Linked DNA regions of Homo sapiens: region 2 is linked to region 1. The links are chromatin contacts, found by Hi-C or POLR2A ChIA-PET in ENCODE. All regions are on one chromosome and are shown on one strand. The core of a region is the stretch at or near the end of the contact, and the rest is flanking DNA. Distances in the headings are between cores, read along the strand shown.

The links. A loop is a pair of places that touch in the nucleus more often than their neighbours do. ChIA-PET counts read pairs that join two places held with the same protein, here RNA polymerase II (POLR2A). Pooled maps may share reads with other maps.
Region 2: a loop to region 1 is called in a map with no recorded cell type, with 8 times the contacts of the local background. The contact joins the promoter of IFFO2 here to the enhancer-like site in region 1. A Hi-C loop is called at or near these places in 2 of 37 single-sample maps with no recorded cell type and 8 of 50 pooled maps. POLR2A ChIA-PET finds 5 or more read pairs at or near these places in 1 of 52 experiments (CD4-positive, alpha-beta T cell).

Annotation. Positions count from the first base shown.
Region 1 is chr1:16,902,281-16,910,072 of GRCh38, forward strand. No RefSeq gene overlaps it. Among named protein-coding and RNA genes, the nearest start is that of RNU1-2, 10 kb to the left of the region's middle. RefSeq lists enhancers at 1,548-1,827, 2,014-2,653, 2,298-2,347, 2,448-2,497, 2,654-3,293 and a silencer at 3,034-3,328. Within about 2 kb of position 1,970, at least 41 of the 41 ENCODE cell types and tissues checked have a DNase peak (open chromatin) inside an H3K27ac peak, as active enhancers do; they include CD4-positive, alpha-beta T cell, where a contact is called at or near this core.
Region 2 is chr1:18,951,697-18,959,484 of GRCh38, forward strand. IFFO2 (intermediate filament family orphan 2) reads right to left here and starts at 4,980. Exons shown (of 9, transcript NM_001136265.2): 1 at 3,972-4,980. The coding sequence starts at 4,636. RefSeq lists enhancers at 1-85, 286-335, 356-685 and silencers at 3,733-3,922, 4,163-4,422, 4,993-5,162.

The DNA of each region.
Region 1 (7,792 bases), core at 720-3,219:
CCTGGGTGACAGAGAAAGACTGTCTCAAAAATAAAAATTAAAAAAAAAAAGAAAAAATCAGCAGCGTAGTAGAAGTATAATGCACACAAGAATGATAATCATGAAGACAATCTGATTCTAGAAGAGTAAGGGAACCTATTCCATTAGAGAGCCAACTGAAAACATCAAATCCCAGTTCACACCCCAGGGTGTGGGGGCACGTGCCTGTAGTCCCAGCTACTCGGGAGGATTAGTAAGGAGGTTTGCTTGAATATGTGAGGTCAAAGCAGAAGTAAACCCTGATCATGCCACTGCACTCCAGCCTGGGTGACAGTGAGACCTTGTCTCAAAAACAAACAAACAAAAAACCCACAAAACCAAACAACAACAAATTGTCACCTCACTCTGAAATGACAGTGGCAAACATCACTTTGCTATTGGAAAATTAAAAGAAAAACACTCCCTCTTGCTATCAACCTGCCCTCTTGCTCTAACATGTCTGACCCATGGTTTAAAATGCCCAAAAGCTGATGTACTCAAATTATAATACACTTACCTGTTCTGCACCAGCATTTATTTTTGTCTGGAGGAGATCACCATCCATGGTCCTGTAAATGTCTAACGGCATGGAATGATGAAGGGCAGTGTCTTTTAGGATATTTGGTTATATCTATATATATGGCTCTGAAGAAACCCAACATTGGGCGAGTTCCCTCAAACTTTTCACTAGGCATGACCACTGCTCTATTTTAGATAGAGATTCTGTGGGGCAAAACCTGAGAATTATCTGCCTGGCTATCAAGAAGATAGCTCCTTGCATTTTTTTGGGGAGAACACTTGCTTCAAGGGAGTGTTTCCTCCCAGGATTACAAATCTTTTTGTAACCTCAGGAAACATTGCTGATGAAAACCAGGCATGGTGGCTCTGGCCTGTAATCCCAGTGACTCAGGGGCTGAGACAGGAGAATCACTTAAGCCAAAGAGTTTGAGGCTGCAGTGAGCTATGATGGCGCCACTGCACTCCAGCCTGAGCCACAGAGCCAGACACTGTCTCTGAAAGAAAAAGAAAAAGAAAGAAAAACATTGCTGATGAAACTGCGGCCTCTTTTGCAGCTCTATAAAAAGGTATTTAGTCACTGGCTAAGGTTGTACTAGATAATCACATCACTTTAGGTGATACATTTAGCTGAGCAGGGAGATGTGTGGTGGCAAATACCTTTTGTTGCATATACATATACATTTCCCATGTAGTAGAACCTTCTCTAGAAAAAATCAGAAAAGAAGCCACTTGGCTGCAAGAAATCACTAAAGAAGAAATGGGGTTTGATGTTTTCCCTGATGTTTTCAGTTGGCTGAAACATCAAATCCCAGTTCCCTGGTTCCCTTACTGTTCCAGGATACAGATTCTCTTTGTGATGATCATTCTTGTATGCATTATATTTCTACTACTCAAATTATTAATGTTATGTATTTCTCATTGTTTTACTTCTTTTGAGAAACTAAATTCATGGTACTCTGAAAACTAGAGATGATTCAACAAGTGACAGCAACTATAGAATTGGCCGAGATATCTCTCTCTCTCTCTCTCTCTCTTTTTTTTTTTTTTTTTCCATGTTGTGATGCCACACCAGTTCAGCTTTTGGACGCTGTTAAAAAGAGAGGTCTCCTTCCCTCCCCTGACCCCCGTGTGGGACAGGACTATCTGGGAATGAGCCATTCTGGCAAGGAGGGACACAGCTTTTGATCGACAATGCTTTCAAGAAATACTTTTTTTTTTTTTAAACGGAGTCTCGCTCTGTCGCCCAGGCTGGAGTGCAGTGGGCGATCTCAGCTCACTGCAAGCTCCGCCTCCCGGGTTCACGCCATTCTCCTGCCTCAGCCTCTGCGAGTAGCTGAGACTACAGGCGCCCGCCACCACGCCAGGCTAATTTTTTTTTTTTATTTTTAGTAGAGACGGGGTTTCACCGTGGTCTCGATCTCCTGACCTCGTGATCGGCCCGCCTCAGCCTCCCAAAGTGCTGGGCTTACAAGCGTCAGCCACCGCGCCCGGCCAAGAAAGACTTTTCATCTAAAGGGAGAATGGGGAAAGAAGAGAACTTTTTTATTTTCAAATTCTCAGGCCCAGCGAGGCATTACATTGAGACAGCAACCACATTCTGCTTCCTTTTTGTACACTACTGTATTTGAAAAACAAAAAAACAAACCTACAAGACTCATAAAACTGGACAACTTTCTTTATAACACTACTACTCGTAAAACCAGTAAGGATGGCTGGTTTGCAGTTATCTGAGCAGCTTCTCTAGTTTCATAGACATGATTTCTCTCTGTTATTAAAGGGCTCCCAATTTTAAGTGGAATGCTACTTCACAAAGATAACCAGGTTTGAAAGGGTCCGGTTTGCTTTGTAATCCGAAACGTTCCAGTCTGCTATTAAAAGCCATTATTTGAAGACGGGTGCACAGGCTTCCAGCTGCCCGCCAGAAGGGTCCTCCGCAGGACACAGGTTAAGTAATCACTTCTTCGGGGGAGACTAGATGCAGGGTCTCGGCGCACCTCCCCAAAAGACAAGGGCGAGACAGAAAGGAGGGACAGGCGGACGTCACTTCCCCCGCCGGCTGCGGCACCGGGTTGGTGGGCTGAGTGGAGGAGGGTGGGGCGGAAGAACAGAAGGGGACTGGGAAAGGCACTGTTGGTGACATCACCGATAGGGCGTTTCTATGTAGATGAGGCAGCGCAGGGGCTGCTGCTTCGCCATGAAGGATTTCCCGTGCTGTAGGAGCAAGTCCGGGACCGCTGGCTGGACGTGAGCGTCCTAGCTGTGCGTTAGGGCTAGGAGGGCTCAGGGTGATTGGGGATTGGCTGGGGTGGTGCTCGGGGCAAGTGACCGTGCGTGTAAAGGGTGAGGCGTATGGAGCTGTGGCGGGGCGGAAGTTCACATGTGTGGTATGTAGAGCACATGTTATGGTTATCAAAGTGGTTTACTGTAAGGCTGAGGGCTATGCATTCTATGGCTATGTTGTTGTCTCTTATTTTTCCAAACGTGGAAACCTCTGTTTTGTAACTTGTAGTAATAAGGTAGAAATTAAAAAGAAAAAGTATTTTCCTGTACTTGCTTGGCTGCAAGGTCAGGAACAGATAGTTTCTGAAAAACCACATCGCTGAGAAATGAGTTCTGGAGACTCTCTTAACAGTCTGTTATCCCTAGGAAGGATAAGAGCAAGAAACAGCAAATGCTTTTATTACCTTCTCTTTTCCCTTTACCATTTCTCACTATTCAAGTTTTGTTAAGTTCTTGATTTCCCTTCAGTGCAGCTGCAAGGTCACCAGCTATTCTTGCCTCGTGAGACCTGTCACAGTTTGACTAGCTGCCTTTGTTCTGCTTCTGTAAGCCCTCTTGCCTGCCCCGCGAGTTTGGTGCCATCATAGTCCCACCATGCCATTCAAACTAGCCAACCCCCTTTTTGAAGTGTGTATAAAAGTCAAACCCTGTCTTTGTTCGGGGCTCAGCCTTTGGATTTTAATCCTCTGGGCCTGAGGGCACTCAATAAAATCCTCCTGTTCCACCCATTGGTCTCTCTGTTCTCCTGATTCCCACAACAGTAGTAGGGGACTGTGTCTGCACTTTCCCCTGGTCTTTCACGGTATGAATAATAGCCTTTTTTTTTTCGCCTATAGTCGCAGGCTCGGTCTCAGTGATTTTATGGTGTGGTCAGCTGTTTTTGTTTTTGTGAGACCTTGTTTACTGTCCTGGGACAGATGTCTGTAGTCACTTGTTTCCTTGGGAGGCAAATTTCAGTCTCTGTGGCAGAGGTCTCTCATGTTAGCTGTGGTGGTACTTGGCAGGCGGAGCTCAGGGATCTAGGCTTCCCTGCTTTGTAGACTGCTCAATGGTCCCCAAGGCCTACTGGCTTTTACCACCACTTGAAAACCTTAGTGTTTTTCCACTGTCCCCAGAGTCACCTCTTACACAGACTTATTTTGTTTGTCTTTTTCCCCGAGACAGAGTCTCACTCTATCTGGTAGCATCTTGGTTTAAGCGATCCTCCCACCTCAGCCTCTGGAGTAGCAGAGGCACGAGTCACCACAGCCAGCTAATTTCTGTTCTTGGTTTTGTTGTGGTGGTGGTTGTTTTGTTTTTTAAGAGTTGAAGTTTCACCATGTTGCCCAGGTTGGTCTCCAACTCCTGGACTCAAATAATCCGCCCTGCCTTGGCCTTCTAAAGTCCTGGGATTACAGGTGTGATCCATCACACCTGGCCAGCCCCTGCTTTTCACTATAGCATTCATGGGAGTTTGCAGGATTTCTGTGCTGGGGGGAACGTGTACTCAGCTCATACAGCCAAGTAGAAATTGTACTTGGAACTGGTGCCGTTGGGTTGTAGACATAACATGCTTGCTGTTTGTATGGGAAGGGCTTTGCCAGTGCTCTGTGCCCCTGTGCAGGGCATCCAGGCCTGCAGGTCAGAACGGCAGTCTCACCTATGAGTTTGTGTAATACGCAGCAATTCTCCCTGGAATATAAGATGGGTGGTCTTGTGAGGTTCCTACAAGTAAGAAGACAAATTTCCCTTCAGTTTGTATTGACAAAATTCAAAATTAATAATAACAGCCCAACCTCTTGAATGATAAATGTCCTTTACATTGACAGACCAGAACTGCCCTGCTTGCCTCAGCTCCTCTGTGCAGGTGCAGCTCACAATTCCCCCCACACAGGTCATTTCCTCCCTGCTTTCTCCAAAAGAGGGAGACAGCAGTTCTGCAGGACCACAGGGCTCAAGGCCTTCCAGGGCCAAAAATCTCAGAAGAAGTTGCCCGTTCTGCCTGTACCTCACGACTGACCTAGAAATGGCCTTTGCTAGGAGCAAAGTAGGGGGAAATGGTCGCCAGAGCTGGGGCCTGGGTACTGGGCCAGGTTACCCCACAGGAGGGGAAGTACTCAGGGTTAGAGGGGGCCAAGCACCAAGACCTCAGCATCCTCAACCTCCAAAAGGACTCAGAGAGATGCAGAAACCGAGACAGGGTTCCTCTTTCAAGGAAAGAGACTTTTGAGGAAGACCCCAGGGCTCTGAACCAAAATCCAGATTTTTCCCCATCTGCAGCTTAATTCCACCTTAGTTGGTGCAACTTCATCCTTCCCCTATGCTCAGGACAAAAAACAGTTCTTCTATAGGCTGGTCATTCTCTGGCCCCATACATCCTATTGGTCAGAAAATTATGTTTTTTCTTTGGTTAACTGCAGACTTTGGTCTGCACAGTCTTTTTCTTTCTTGGTCTGAAAACCACCCAGTAGTCCCATATGTAGCTTTTTTGGATAAACCTAGAAATTGACCCTGCTGGTCTTAAAGCTTGAAACTTAATATTTGTTTCGTCTGAGTTCCTTCCTCAGGAAACAACCTTCAGGCCTCTCAAAAAAGCCATCAAAGAACTGAAATTCATCCAGACAATGAGATGCTGGGACCCCTCATTCATCATGATTGCTTCCTTGCTCCTCCCTAGTTCCTGTTTTCTTACACATTGTTACATTTCTTCCCTGCCATATAAACCTCTGGTTTTGTTGGTCAGGGAGATGGATTTGAGACTGAGTTCTCATCTCCCCCACTGCAGCACCCTATTAAAGCGCCTTCCTTGGCAATAATCATCTCGGTGATTGGCTTTCTCTGTGGCAACCAGCAGGAATCCCAGATCTCTGAATTTTGGCAAAGGAGTCTCCTGATAAAGGTGGGATGGATTCTACTGACCAACATCAAAACGATCAGACATTTGAAAGCCTTAATCTCAGGGTCGGGGTTTGGGCCGCCCTTGGGCCTTTTCCTTGGGCCTAACCATTAAAATCAGCCTAGCCAGGTCTGTCTTCCAGGCACAGGGGTAGGGCCAGATACTCCTGATGCTTTTTGACGCTTCTCCCACTGGGTGGGCAACAACCCTCCCCTTCCCTGTGACCTGCAGAGAAGCTTCAGGGGGCGTTTATTCAATTTGCTAGGAGCCTACAAAGCACAGGTACACGGTGACTCTGTGGTTCCCACTGCACCTGCCACTCTCCTTGGTCCCCTCACTGTCTCTGGCAGGCAGTAATGTTCTGGGTGAGCTTGGGTGCTGAAGACACCCAGGCAGGGAGGGTAGGGAAAGGCACCAGCCCCTTAGGTCCTGCGCATTAGGGATCCAAAAAACATCTGAAGAAACAGAAAGGGAGCGTTGGAAGTAGATCAAAGGGAAAGAAAGAAATCCTAGGAGATTTCCTATCTGAAGGCACCATGAAGAGAAAGTCCGCCTCCTCTGGGCCGCGTCCTCCTGTTGCAGGTGAACCGAGTTCCGGTCTCCATTGGAAACCAAAGCAGGTAACTTTGCCCTGACTCCTAGTTAGGAAGCCATGCTTTGTCCTCCCCTGTTTAGCACTTGATCCTGTAGCACTTGATTGTCTCTCCCTGGCTTTCTATGGATTCCAGAGATGCAACTGAGAAGTTTGTTTTTAATGCACTTTTCCTTAAAGTAAGAGTATTTCAGGCCGGGCACGGTGGCTTACACCTGTAATCCCAACACTTTGGGAGGCAGAGGTGGGCATTTTACTTGAGGTCAGGAGTTCGAGACCAGCCTGGCCAACATGGCGAAACTCTGTCTCTACGAAAAATACAAAAATTAGCCAGGTATGTTGGCACCGGCCTGTAGTCCCAGCTACTCGAGAGGCTGAGGCAAGAGAAACCTGTGAACATGGGAAGGGGAAGTTGCAGTGAACTGATATCAAAAAAAAAAAAAGTATCTTTTGGCAAAGGAAATGATTTCTGACAGGTTTTGCACTTAAGACACTCAGGTGTGAGGAAAACATGAAAACCACTATGCTAGGGAAAGCAAATGCTGTTGAGAATGTCTCATAAACACAAATTACATGTCAGCAGGTAGGTTTGACCCTCAGGTTGGGCACATTTTACTTTAAGTTCACTGTCGGTGGAACTTAAGATGAATCTAAGACATTCACGATGTATGTATGTATGTGTGTGGGTGTGTATACATATACATATATGTATACATATATATACACACACACATATATATATATACACACATATATATATGTCTCTCATATATATATGAGAGACAGAGTCTTGCAATCTTGCCCATATTGGTCTCCAACTCTGGGCCTCAAGCGATCCTCCTATCTCCCCATCCCAAAGTGCTGGGACTATAGGCATGCACCACCTCGTCCAGCCCATTTTAATGTTTTTAATTTAAATACACATTCCCAAAATTATATAACAAGTACAGGAAGCCCACTTTCAGCCAGTTTTACAAAAACAAAGTGGCAACATCCTAAAGTACTGAAAGAAATAAAGTTTTCCTAGAATTCTATGTCAAAGTGAAAAATCTTTCAAGAATATGACTGAAATAAGGACATTTAAAAACATATAAAAAATGAAAGAATTCAGCAACCCACACTACAAGAAATGCAAAAGGAGTCCTCCAGGCCTAAAGATAAGGATACCAGACAGAAATCTGGATCTACACAAAGAAATGGAGACTACTGCAAATCGGTATGTACATAGTTAAATATATATGTTCTTATTATTTAAATCTTTTTTAATAATTTATTTATTTTAAATTATTTATGATTTAAGTCTTTTTTTAATAATTAAAAAAAGCAATAATAATGGATTCTGGGATTTATAACATGTCTGAAATCAAGTTACATGACAACACTAGCATAATGGCCAGAAGAGGAGGTATAATGCCACTAGATGGCACTGATAAAGGTGTATTCAGGAAACCCTGAAGCCCTCACTGAAAAGGCAAAAGCAGGGAAAGAAGTCGGGGAGCGGTAGACCA
Region 2 (7,788 bases), core at 3,730-6,229, 2.1 Mb after region 1:
TTCCTGCATCCTTCCTTGGAGCCAATGAAGACAGGGGAAACGGTTGAACCGGTTAAGCCTGGGGATGGGATGGCCAGCGCTGCCTATGCCTGGAGCCTGGACCCTAGTTATCTGGGGCAGAGATAGGAGAGGGAAGGGGAAGCCCAGAACAGAGAAAGGCTTCAGCGAACACAGTGTGGTCTCCAGAGGCAGAAAGATCAGCCACAACACGGGCCTCTTGGAGTCACTGACCTAAAGTAGAGAGCAAGCTGAGAGAGATCACCCACAGGAACTCCTGCATGTAAAGGTGGAGGAGCTGAGGCCCAGAGAGGGCAGCGGTTGGCCAGAGGTCACACAGCACCTAGTGGCAGAGCTGGACCTAAAGTCCAGGTCTCCTGGATGCCAACTCAGGGAACTCTCCACTGTTGAGTTCAGATAAACTCAGTGGGAAACTCCAGGGAAAAGCCCCCAGCTTGCAAAGTCAGAACAAGATATTTTAGTGGCCCTGGGTGGTGACAGAGTAGAGATGTTTGTTTTGGTTTCCAAATCAACGCTTGACAACCTCGTCCTCATTGCGGCTTCAGCGACCACATTTCCCACGTGGTAAAGACCTGGTTGGGCCAAGGGAAAACCAAAGCAGTGGTGACTGGGGCCAGGACCCAGGCACCCCAGGCCAGGGGCTCTGGTTTGGGTTGGTGTTTCCAAAGCACAGTTTGTGGACCACTGATGGCACATGAGATGATGCTCGGTGGTATACAGTTGACGTTTTAAATTTAAAATACATTGAATACCTGGGTGGATTCATAAACACAATATGGTCTATACTACAGAGGAATATTTTTAGCTATAAAAAGGAACAGCCTACAAATACATGCTACAACATGGATGAACTTCAAAAAAAATTCTCTAAGTGAAAAAAGCCAAACACAAAAGACTGCAGAGTGTATGTTTCTATTTCTATGAAATGTCCGGAAAAGGCTAGTTTCTAGAGACAGAGCAGGTCAGTGATTACCTGGGCTGGGCTTGGAATTGGAATTTTCTGTAAATGGACATGAAGGATCTTTTTGGGGGCTGATGCAATGCCCTAAAACGGGATTGTGGTAATGACTGCACAACTCTGTGAATTTACTCATCTTGACTTGTACACTTAAAATGGGCAGTTTTTGTGATATGCAAGTTGTACCTCAATGAAGTTGTTAAAATATTTTATGTACGTAATAGCACAGGCGGTAGTACATGGATGTGGCCAGAAATCATGGAGGTGGAACTCAACAAGCGTCCGGCTTGAAGATCGCTGAGCCTCGCAGCCTAAGTTGTCCTTTGGGGAAGCAAGTGGGGGTCTCTGGAGCTGCAGCTTCCTCCAGGTGGACCAGGGGAAACCCTGGAACCTTTCCCTTCTGGGTTAGGCTCCTTCTGGGCATCATTGCTTGGAGTTCTGTAATAGATATCCTGGGATGATTTAAAGCCCTTCATGGCCACAACAGTCCAGGCAGACACCTGGGTCTCATCCCTTAGACGGTGACTTCTCTTATGGCCAGGGGATCAGAAGCGGGCTGGGAGCTCAAACTCAGATTTATATATTGCCAAGGCTGGGAAGACCCTTTGAGATCATCTAGCCCAGTGGTTTTTCAACTTTTTAAAAAATGTTTATCAAATGTCTGCCCTCCTCCCCAAAGAAAATTCTTAGGGATACCCAAAACATACTACTAACAAGTTAGCATGTTAGTAGAACCCAGTGAGTTAATATTAAGAACTTAAAGGTGGGTGAGCACATTTTTATCACTGTATTAACGTCTTAATGTTCTTTTAAATGATCATTTTTATTAGATATTCAAGGAAACCCTAAAGCATCTCTAAGAAAGCCTGGGGTTTCAAGGACCGCAATTCTAGCCCCCCCTCAACCTCACTTCACAGACGGGGAAACTGAGGCCCCAGGAAAGGAATATACCTGCTTTGGAAAAATCCAACATGAGTCTTGAGTTAACTTCAGAAAATAAATGGAAGACAAGGTGTGCACGCATCCCAGAAGGGCGGGAAGAGAGACGCCCGCACTCCACCTGTCTCAGCAGCACCGTCTCATTCCAGGCCAGCGCCAGAAGCTGACATCACACCCCACGCCCTGGGTGCAACTTGAATAGATCGTTGCTCAATGCCAACCCATCTCCCTCCAAGACTGGGCACGGTTTTTCCATCACCTTAGTAGCCAGGTCCAAAAAGCACACACACAATAAAACAAACACAACACAAGCCTGAGGCATGACAACACAATCAACAGTGGCAGACAGGAGGGCCCGGCCCATCCCTCCCCAGTTTCACCATTGAGAGCAAGTGCCTGCTTCCCTAGCCTGCCCCAATGACATTGACCATGAGGGGCGGCGAGGTGGCCTCCCTGTGGCAAGGCACCAGGCGGGCCATTCTCAAGTCCTCCAGAGAAACAGGTAACCCAGGAGAGAAGCCCGTCTCCCAGTGGAGTGTAAGACCTACCCCCAGGAAGCTAGGCGCCACATGAGAGAGCTTGAGGACTCTCAGCATTTCTACTCCCTGCTAGCTTGACAAAGTGCCTATCATCTTTAATAACACCAGCATGATTACTTTATACCTCCCAAAGAGCATCACCATCCTGCTGTCTCCTCGAGCAACTGTGGGCAGATTTTATTATTCCCATTTCTCTGATGAGCAAACAGGCTTTCAAGTGATTTGATAATCTCACCAGCAGGTATAAGGCTGGCATTTGAATCCTACCCAGTTGCTAGCCTGTCCAATGGGAGAATACGGAAGGAGACCTATGCCCAGCTCCCTGGACAGACCTTTAGAGATGGAAGGAAGGGTCCTTCTCAGTACATCCTCCAAGCCCTGGAGTTCAGAGCCAATAGCTCCGAATGGAAGGCTGCCTGTGCCTGGAACAGCGATTGCCAGGGCCAGAGGGCCCCTTCCCCAGCCAGGCCTGAGATGCCAAAGACAGACCCTTCTTCTCTTATGGGAAGAGGAGGAGGATAGGAGACCCCTCTCCTCTTATCGGAAAGCCAAGCAGACAGTATTGTCGGCCAGACTGCAGACAGGAAGCAATGACAGTTTCCCAGCTGGGGAATCTGGGCTAGGCAGGAATGCACTGGCCAGTCTTGCAGAGTCTGGACCCCAGTTCTAGCCAGAGATTGTGGTCTCAGTCCATTCAATGTCCAGTCTCCAGCCCAACATTATCTTCTCCTGGGGGCTTTTAAGGCTGAGTTTGTTAGGGCTCAATAAACCATGAGACTCAGGGAGTGGGGAGAAGAGGGATGAAAGGAGGCATTTTATAAAAGCTTGTGAGCAGTCTGTTGTAGTTGTGGTTATCCAACCCAGCAAGCTGGACCTTACAGAGCTGGAGCAAGACGGCAGACACTGGCCCCAGGGGGTAGGGGCAGATCCATCCATTTTCAAAAACGTGATCTCATTTAATTCAAGAAATAAAAAGGCAGTGGGTTGGTTAGAGTTTTTCTTTTCATATGTTGAGGGAGGGGAGCATATTTCCTACTTCCTTGGTAAAAATACTTATGCTAGGAGACAGACTAGCCAGGAGTGGTTAAAATCTCTGGTTGAAATCCCGGTTTCACCACTTACTCGCCAAGCCACCTTAGGCAAATCACTTAGCATTTCTGCACCTCGGTTTCCTCATCTGCGAGATGAGGATAAGACTGCCTTACACAATACGCTGTATTGTGCTGAGAATTAAATGAGATCGCATAAAACACAGACAGTTATTATGTCACCTAGAAAACAATGTGCCTCACCAGTGACAGCATCGAGGTGGCCCCCACGGTAGCCAGCGCCCGCCCCCATCCTGGGATCTAGATAACTGGGCCTTCCTGGCGTACGTAAGACGCTCTGCAAACACAGCTTCCAGCCCACCTGCCAGTACCAGCTGCCCGCCCGGCCCCCGTCCCGCATACGCATTCCGCGGCAGCCTGGACCTGGGCGCCCCGTCCCAGGGCGGCGGGGGAGGGGCGGCCACTCACCTCCGCTTATACTCGTCGCGCTCGCGCTTCACCTTGGCCAGCACGTTGTAGAGCGCGCGGATCTCCGGCGTGATGGTGTCGATCTGCACGCCCACGCCGTCGGGGTGCACCCACGACACGCCGGGGCCCTGCACGGTCTCCACGCCGCCGCCGCCCGTGCGCCGCACCTGCGTGTAGCTCCAGATGGTCCCGGGCAGGCGGCCGTAGTGCTGCGGGTGCGAGCCGCCGCCGGGGGGCAGGCCGCCCAGGGCCACGGCATTGGCGTTGGCGCCGGCCGCCGCGCCACTGCTGAGGCCGTGCCCGCCGCCGGGCGCCGGGGGCCGCAGCAACTCGGGCCCGGTCTGCACGGCCTGCTCGCGGGAGAAGGTCTTGTAGCGCAGCCGCCGCTCGCGCTCGCTCTGCTGCTGCTCCAGCTGCTTCTCCAGCAGCCGGTTGCGCCGCTCCAGCTCGTGCACCTTAGCCAGGAAGCAGCGGAAGCGCACGTTGAGCCCCTTCAAGAGGTGGATGTTGGAGCCCAGGTCGTCCCGCAGCGCCGCCGTCACCGGCGACGGACCCGGCCCTGCCCCGCCGCCGCCGCCGCCCCCGCCAGGGCAGCCCCCGCCGCCGCCGCCCGGCGGGCAGCCGAAGGCCAAGGCCATCTCCCCGAACAGCAGCGAGTTCACCATGCGCCGGCTGCGCGGCTCAGGGCCCCGGGCCCGCGGCTCCAGGTGCGGCTCCAGCTCCGGGCAGGGCTCCCGGCGCGGCCGGGCCAGGGTGGGCGCGGGCTCCAGCGCGGCCGGCCGGGCGGTTCCAGATGCGCGCCAGATGCGGCCTCCGCAGAGACGGCAGGACGGATGGCCCCGGATGCGGGCGCCGAGGCGAGAGAGGGCACTCGGCCGCTCCTCGGGACGCGGTGGAGGCCGCGGTATCTGCGCGGGGCCAGAAGGGTCGCGGGTCTCACCGCCCGGGCTGTCAGAGACGCTGTGGAGGGGCCGCGGCAGCCGCACGCAGAGGACTCTCGGCCGGCACTGCCCCTTCTGCGGCGGGCCCCGCCCACTGCAGACACTGGCCCCGCCCCCGCCGCGGCCCCGCCCACCCCTCCTCCCTCTGCGGCGTTCCCCGAGCCCGAGGCTCCGCCCCACGAGGCCCGCAGCGCCGGGCCCCACCCACAGACCCTCGGCTCCGCCCACCTCCGGGTTCTCCCGCTTTCTCCGCAGCATAGACTCCGCCCAGCTCCCCGGCGGGGCCACGCCCTCTCCTGCGTCTGGTCCTGCCTCCCCGCCGGGTGCCGATTCTCTGCTGGGGGACCCGGACCGCAGAGCTGCACCAGGGACCGGGTTAGCTGGAACCGCCGCAGAGCCAGCCGGGCCTCTTAAAGGGGCCAGCAGCCTCGGCAACGCTCGCTTTCCACTTTTTAGGGCGCTCCTCTCCCACGTCGCCTGCCGAGAGGGCTCCGTTTCTCTGTCCTCTCTGCCCGCAATGCCCCTGGCCCCAAATTCCTTCGGATGTGCGCGACCGCGGCTGGAAGGGCTGGGGGACCACAGTATCCGAAGGTGCATCGGCACCCCACCCCCACTCTAGCCTGGGGAGGCCCAGATCGACCTTTCGGGGATAAGAGGGCGCCCGTGCCCCACGCTGCGGACCCGGGGGTGGGCTCCTCGAATGCTAGCTGCGGGCCTTGTCCTCTCGAGATCGGCCCGGGCACAGCTAAGCCCGCTGGTTCCCCCGCCCACTGAGGAGCCGAGCAGCATGGGGGTTGGGGAGGCCGAGCAAGACCCTCCCGGGATGACACCCACAAACTCGGCCTGGGCCTCGCCTCTGCTGAGCTGCTCAGCACCTCCCCACCACCCACACCCACACGCTGAGATGAAGCTGACCCCGAGAGCTGGGGATTCATTTCACAGACATGGGGCTTAGCGGGCCGCCTGGGGCAGACCGAGGCAACCCGAGGACCCATTCATTCATTCATTCATTCATTCAAATGTTTTCACACCTACCACGTTAAAGGCCAAGTTCTCCAGTCTCTGGTGTCTCCTGAACCGTGTTGCAAACATTAGTATATGTCAGGCGCCATACTTATTTATTATCCCCATTTTACAGAGAAGGTCACTGAGACGTTAAGTAGCCACAATGGTCCAAAGTGCATGCTCTAACCGGCCTTCCACAATGCTGGCCTCGGGCCTCGTGTCCATTTCCGCATTTGGTCCTCACCGCAAACCTCAGAGGGGAGGTGACCCCCACCTTGAACCCCCACCTTTGAACGCCTGTGGCTTGCATTGTATGCACTTAACCAGATATGTGGCATGTTTCAGATACTTCCGACTGCATTTTTTACTAGCAGTTTAATTTTTGTCTTGTTATTAACTTTTGTGTTTGTTTTGTCTCTTTGTATGTAAGCTTGAGGACAGGCACACTGTCTTACATGGACAATGCCTTGGTGTTCTTGGTGACAAAGGAGACACGGGCTTGCCCTGGAGTGATGTGGCTGTGATGTTAGTCTGCTGTGTTTTTGATTTAGCCACAAAAGCAAACCTTCCCCATAGTTCCTTCCCTCAACCACAGTTCCTTGCTTCCTGCCAACACGGACTCACCTTAAACACCCAGCTCTGAAACTCACTCATCTAGAAACCTTTCTCTGCTTAACCCAACCCAGTCTGGACACTGCCCTTTACTCTTCGTTCTCTCGTCTCTTGATGATGTTCTTGTTTATCTAACCTAAGGAATCAAAACCCCTTTGCCTTGAAGCAGAGGTTCATGGACCCCCAAGAGGACTGAGGATAGAATTCTGGGGGGTCCATGACACAGGGGTGGACAAAAGTTATACCTTTAGCCTCACTAATCTCTAAAGGCTTTGTTGTCTGTTTGTTTATTTGTTTGTTTGAAACAGAGTTTCACTCTTGTTGCCCAGGCTAGAGTGCAATGGTGCGATCTTGGCTCATCACAACCTCCACCTCCGGGGTTCAAGAGATTATCCTGCCTCAGCCTCCCAAGTAGCTGGGATTACAGGCATGCGCCACCACACCCGGCTAATTTTTTTGTATTCTTAGTAGAGATGGGGGTTTCTCTATGTTGGTCAGGCTGGTCTTGAACCCCCAACCTCAGGTGATCCGCCCACCTTGACCTCCCGAAGTTCTGGGATTACAGACGTAAGCCACCGTGCCCAGCCAATGGTTTTTAACATATCCTTTGATTATGAATGTAGGCAGCAAGTAGATGTCCCTGTGATTTTGTCACTAGTAGAAATCACAGGTATTTATGTAACACACTACAGTTATTGTAAACATCTCAAGATATCATCTAAGCTACGAGAACTGTGAAATTAAAGTCATATTAGACCGACCACTAAATCTTATTTAATGTATTAGTAAAAGAGAACGTATGTTACTATATGAGAAATTGTTAATAGTTTGATATCTATTTTTAGTAAAATGACTTTTCATAGTAATCCTAATGCCTTTTTAAAAAAATTATTCTCAGAAGGGGTCCACAGGCTCCACCCAATGCCTGAGTGGTCCCATGGAAGAGAAAGGGTTAAGAAGTCACACCTGGGGAGTGGCTCCCTGCAACCTCTTCCAGGAAGGATCTGTCCTTCCAACAAAGTTGCCCTGGAATTGGGGTGTGCAGCCCTCCTTGAGGGTGGGGGCAGCCCTGCCCTGGGCCCTGGAGATATTCAGACTTTCCGTGATGACTTGTGGAGCACCTGCTTCGGCACAAATCCTGCATTAAATGCAGAGGAAGGAGCTAAAGGGGCTCCAGGGGAGCTGATGGAGACAACCAAAAAAGACCATCCTGAGGCATGGGAGTGGGTGCAGAGGGGGGAAAAGGAGATGGCCAAGCA